Regions from separate parts of the Homo sapiens genome. Here region 2 is linked to region 1. Evidence: chromatin loops called from intact Hi-C (ENCODE). Cell type or tissue: HCT116. All regions are shown on one strand. Links, peaks and the distances in the headings refer to the core of each region. The heading gives the core; the rest is flanking DNA.

Region 1 (2,816 bases), core at 136-2,635:
GAAGGTCTCCAACAGGAGGAGTAAGTTCTCGTGTTCTATAGCACTGCAGGATGCCTATAATACTATATAGTTTCAATTAACTAGAAGGAAGATAATGGATGTTCCCAACACAAATAAATCATAAACATTTGAGATGATGGATCTAATTACCTCGATCTAATTACTATACATGATATATATGTAAAAAATCACTATGTACCCCATAAATATGTACATTTATATCAATTTAAAAAATAAAAAGAGAAGGTATCTAGATAAGTGTTTTATACCTATCCCATCACTCCCATATTACACATGGATATTCAGAAATTGTTCTTAGCTATAGAAACTTTAAGCATATTTATGACACTATGTGTCATAAATAGATCCTTGTTTTAGAGTGTGTGAGTAAATTCATTTCAGTCTAATTCAAATTAGAATACACTAATATAACATTGTCTAAATTTCTTTAAAAATATACAAGTAAAGCCATGTTATAATCTTATTTAATTCTTAGAAAAAAGTAGTACTTTCCAGGAAATGTAAATTAATACATAGCAATAAAGTAGTCAATGACTTTATTCCTAGTGGGAATTCAAACCAAATCACAATTTATTGAAATGACTAGTTCAAAGTTTACTTTAAAACTGCTGACATATATGTAAATCTCCAGTAATGGATGAAAGGCAATTTTTATTTTGGTTTCAGGCAGGAACCATGGGGAGTTGAATTTCTGCACAGAATAGTTATTTAAAAGACTGAGTAATCTACCATTTTTGAAGACATTTAGAATTTCACAGAAGGTCACACACACACACACACACACACACACACACACAGCTAATTTTATTTACTGGGGCTGCTCTATAAGTGGCAAAACTAGAGTTTTCATGGTCTCACTGCCATGGTTTCAATCAAAAGGCTGAATGACCTCAATTCAAAGTGGCTATGAACAACAGCAATCTTGAGCTAAAAATCAATTTAAAACACCAACTTCAAAGTTTGGAAACTCCACTGATAGAAAATGAAACAGTAATAGGAGTTGTTAAAATGTACAAAACACACCTTCCTCTCCCTTCATAGTTGGATAATTTCAAGGTATATTTTCAGTTTAACCTGGTTTCTCTTCATCATTTAACATTCTATTTTCATGTGTAGTGCCCTGTACTTCCTGTTACTACATCTTGATATTCTACTGCAAATCATGACTCATCCTTAAATCACAGAGAAACTCATCAAAATCCAAAATTTCACAGCACATAGGAACTCAGTCTTTCAAGAGGGCAGCATTCTTAGAACATTACTTGAACCACAGAGGACAAAAAACACTGAACAAGTCTATGAAGAAATTATGTCAATCCATGGTTGAGCCAACACATTTATTAGATCAATAAATAGAAGCTCTATGTGATAATTTCGGTCTCGGTACTAATTATTAAAATGTGTTACATGTTAAGTGAAAAAAGTTATAAAACAGTAAGTACAGTGTGCTTTCAATTAAAAATGGTATGTGCATGTGTGGATATACATAGACACACATATGCATTTTTTTAAAAAACTGAACAATTACACATCAAAAGGTAAACAGTGGAATTATGGGAGATGTCTATTTTTTTATAGCAGTTTTCTGTATCTTTGTAAGGCAATTCACATTAATATTTTTTACAATAGGAAAAAAAACAACCAACCTTTAGAAGATACTATTCTGCTAGCATGGTCTCAAAGTGTGTTATAAGTCGATCTATACAGGCAAAGAGGAATTAAAGATAACCAGGACATAAAAAACTTTTGCCTGAAACATACAAGAAAATCTAACAAAAATGGAGTCCCCTTCCCCTCTCATCTGCGTATTTATGTACAGAACCTTAGGAAAGGGTCAGAAGACAGTCATCTGGGCTCTACAGCCAGAACAAAGCCAGAATGGACAGACAGCCCATTTCTTTTAAACTTTAATGAGACAGCTGGTACAGAGGTTCACACCTGTAACCCCAGCTACTGCGGAGGCTGAGGTGGGAGCATCACTTGAGCCCAGGAGTGCAAGGCCAGCCCTGGCAACATAAACAATTAAAAAAATAAAGTTTCATGAGGAAGTCCAGGTCTGGGAAACATGGAGATGACTGAGTCATTCCTTAGAATTGGAAGGCAACAAAACTAACGATTAGTAAGCAGCAACTCACCCTCAGTGAAAAAAGACTCTACTCCAGGAAGTCACATTCTTGGATAGTTTTCTATGAAGTGTTTTGGGTTGTCATCAGGTCATGTTTTGCAACATTTCACAGCACCATACTGGTCTTCTGAATCAGATAGATATATAAATATAATTGGGTCCCACAGAACACACAAAATCCAATATCTGACAGCTAAGAAGGGAATATTTTAATTTACATACACTGCCTGGAAGTCCTTTAAAACCAATTTCAGGAAAAGATTCAAGTTCCAAAAAGTTATTACAAATATAAATTTTAATATATGACCTCAGAGTTACATGTACTGTATATTAGCACTTTTGACTTATTTAATTTTTTATATAAGAAAAAGAGGAGGTCTTTAATAAATGTTTAGGTTAACTTCAAAACTCAAATGGAGCTGGCAAATCACTGCTCTCCCCTATCTGGACTACTGCCATTCTGGTCTCAACAGCATTGGTACCAAGTGCATGAAGATGCTATACTTGCAGAGTTTCAGAGATGGATGGCCTAATTCAGGACATAAAGGGTACACCATCACAAGGTCACCATCCGTATGTCACTCTATTATTGCATGTTACTGACCAAAAAGAGAAAGAGAAAATTCATGAATGCTATGTTACGTATGTGGCCAAAATTACAGATGATGAC
Region 2 (2,816 bases), core at 146-2,645, 150 kb after region 1:
AGGACAAGAAATATATACAGTCGATTCTCATGATTTGCAGTAATTATATCTTAGAAAGTTCATAAACATTGCATTAGTGAATCCTGAACCTTTGCTCCCAGGGGAAATATAGTAGGTTCCTGAGAGCCTCTGTTCACATTTTCATCAATCAATACAAAATCTCATTGTATATGTTTTTCTGTTTCAAGACACTTTTGTAATATATAGTTGATTCATTAACATTGAAATCACAGCCAACAGCACTGTAACTCATGCTTGATGCAGCTTATCTAACACACACACTTTGTCCCTAAACACATCGCAGCCTTCTTGCGCTTAACCCTGGACAGCACTTCAGCACCCACTTGGGGAATATTTTAAACTGCAAAATCACCAACGAAAAGCACAAAAATGTGTAAACAAGGTGACATTAGACTGCAAAAAGGACACTTGTTTACAGTATAAGCGCAGAAGCAGGAAGGCAGAGGGTCACTTTGTTTAACCTCAGTTGAGACTGTGTGCCTCCGGAGACTCAAATTTCTCACAGCTCTGAGTGTGTCCAAGAGTGACCACAAAAGCTCTGTAAATATTGATTTTGGAATAACAAATAAATTTTGGCAAGTAGGCAAACTTGTAAACACCAAATCCATGAATAATGAGGATTAACTGCATGTATATATGTATGTGTATATACATACACATACATACATACATACATAGGTATGTGAAGTTCATGTTCAGAAGAATTAATAACCAAAAGAGAGAAAAATACACTGGGAATATATCTATGGCGAAAGGGGGCAGTTGAGCAGAGGTGAGAGAAGTGGGTATGGAGGGCCTTCCAGGACCGTGCATTGGTTGGATAGAGCTGAGTGGGGTGCAGTGTGTGTGTGAGGAAGAAAGGAGAAGGGGGCTGCTTTGGAAGCCAAGGGGAGCAGCTTGGAAGGGAGGAGGAGGTCAGGTCTGGGAGGTTTGCGGAAGTGCTCGGCTGGGTTTAAGAAATCCTGAGACACATGTGCAGGAGAGGGCAGAGAGTGAGTCAACCATGTGAGTCTCTTCCATGGGTTTACTCAACTCTGAATTTCAAATAAAAACCTTTTGTAAGAAATGACAAAATAATAGTTCCTCAAACATGGATTTGTAGATGAGAAGAACGTTTAGGAGGAAAGCATTTGGGGTTAGCCTTTGCTCATGAAAATGTTATTTCCATGAGCAAATAGGCATAACCTGCTCTGTTGGCAGAGCAAGAGAAACTGGGCTCAAAGCCAACAAATATGACACAGAAATAGGACTTTTGAAAATGAAACCCTGCAAGCACTTATCAAAACCTACTTGTGCTTTAAGTCATCAGAACAAAAGGTGTAAGTACCTGCTGTGATGAAATATCACTGCCTACTTAGTGGGAAAAATGTAAGCTGAGCTGGAATCTGAGTCAGAAAGAAACAGGTACAATGAAGCTTGCAATCAGGCTTACCTGGAAAAGAAACGGAAGTGAGTGAGAGGAAAATAAAGTATGAACAAGGCCAGCAGTTGTAAAGAACTTTTTCTTGTAACTTGAAAACAGCTTCCCTCCCTACTTCATCTACTTTTAACCCCTACCCAAGCTGGGGTAGGGAGAAGGGTGTTGGATTTGTGTCAACAACTACAGAATCAGGTTGCTGCAATGCAGTGAATGTTTCTGGCCTGGTGCAGGGGTCTTAAAGGAAATCTCCTGGCAGGGTGCAACTGTCTAAACTTCAAAGCAGCATGTCAAAACCTGGCTACAATGTGTTCACCGAAAGACACGTACCAGAATATCCATAGCAGCACCATTCATAATAATAACTCAGAACTGGAAATCACCCACATGTCTATCCACGGTTGAAAGGATAAGTAAATCATGGTATATCCACACATGGAACACTGTACAGCAGTGAGTGTGCACAGCCTAGATGTACACACAACATTATGGAGAAATCTTGCAAAAGGAATGTTGAGCCAAGGAGCCAGGCATGACAGAATATACTGTATGTGTCTGTTTATGCAAAGGAAAGATAAATAGCCGAACAGGTCAAGGTAATATGCTATTGGAAGTCAGGCAGTGGTTACCCCTAGGAAGCAGGATTTATAGAGACTGAAACGGAACTTAAGGGAGGCAACAGTGCAGTGGTGGTAATGTTCTGTCTCTGATCTGGGTGCTGATTGCACTGGCATGCTCAGTTTATAAAGTTCAGTGAGCTATACACTTACAATATGTGCATTTTTATGAATGGATAGTATGCTTCAATAACAATGTTTTTAAAAGTGTTTACAATTAGTGGGGGGGTGGGCTGGCAAGGGCATTCTGTATCACAAACAAACATTGCCTGGTGACATCAGAGGACAAGGGCAAGTGCAGAAGGTGGCTTTTTCTTTGCTGCAAAGTCAACACAGAGTGAAACACTGAATAAAAGTTTGCCTGGAACCTCATGTGAAATCTCATTCGCTCATTTATACATTTGTTCATTCATACAACAGACATGTGCTGAGAGGGAGAATATACAATCAGGGTCTTAAAGACCCACCATGTAGTAGGGAAGGCTGACAAGTAAACTGACAATGATGCAGTGTGGTAAATGCTTTGTTGAGGATAACACTAGGGTATTAAGAGAGTACTGATATGGCGGTCAAGGGCAGTGGACCCTAAGAGAAGGAGTCCTGACATGTTTGATTAACACTTGGACTGAATTTTCTCCAATGCCAAAAGTATTTCTTGAGCCTCTAAGGCAGTGATCTCATTTAAAATGCACACAGATCTCCTGGGGATCTGAATAAAATGTGGATTCTGATCCAGTAGGTCAGGGCAGGCCTGATATCTG

Evidence for each region. A loop is a pair of places that touch in the nucleus more often than their neighbours do. Peaks named below come from ENCODE experiments on the same cell type or tissue, not always from the same donor. Only the 100,000 strongest peaks of a DNase experiment are listed, where the experiment ranks them.
Region 2: it touches region 1 in a loop (2.8-fold over the local background); 10 of 110 quality-filtered maps call a loop at or near these places.

The regions. Positions count from the first base shown.
Region 1 is chr12:96,197,483-96,200,298 of GRCh38, reverse strand. All of the region lies in intron 1 of ELK3 (ETS transcription factor ELK3), which reads right to left. Among named protein-coding and RNA genes, the nearest start is that of ELK3, 4.5 kb to the right of the region's middle. In HCT116, for the core only: no CTCF peak of the experiment used is centred there; DNase peaks (open chromatin) are centred at 1,238 and 2,148; H3K4me3 peaks cover 1,881 bases; H3K27ac peaks cover 2,182 bases.
Region 2 is chr12:96,046,255-96,049,070 of GRCh38, reverse strand. No RefSeq gene overlaps it. Among named protein-coding and RNA genes, the nearest start is that of TRD-GTC2-8, 12 kb to the right of the region's middle. RefSeq lists an enhancer at 784-1,983. In HCT116, for the core only: no CTCF peak of the experiment used is centred there; a DNase peak (open chromatin) is centred at 1,300; H3K4me3 peaks cover 1,774 bases; H3K27ac peaks cover 2,500 bases.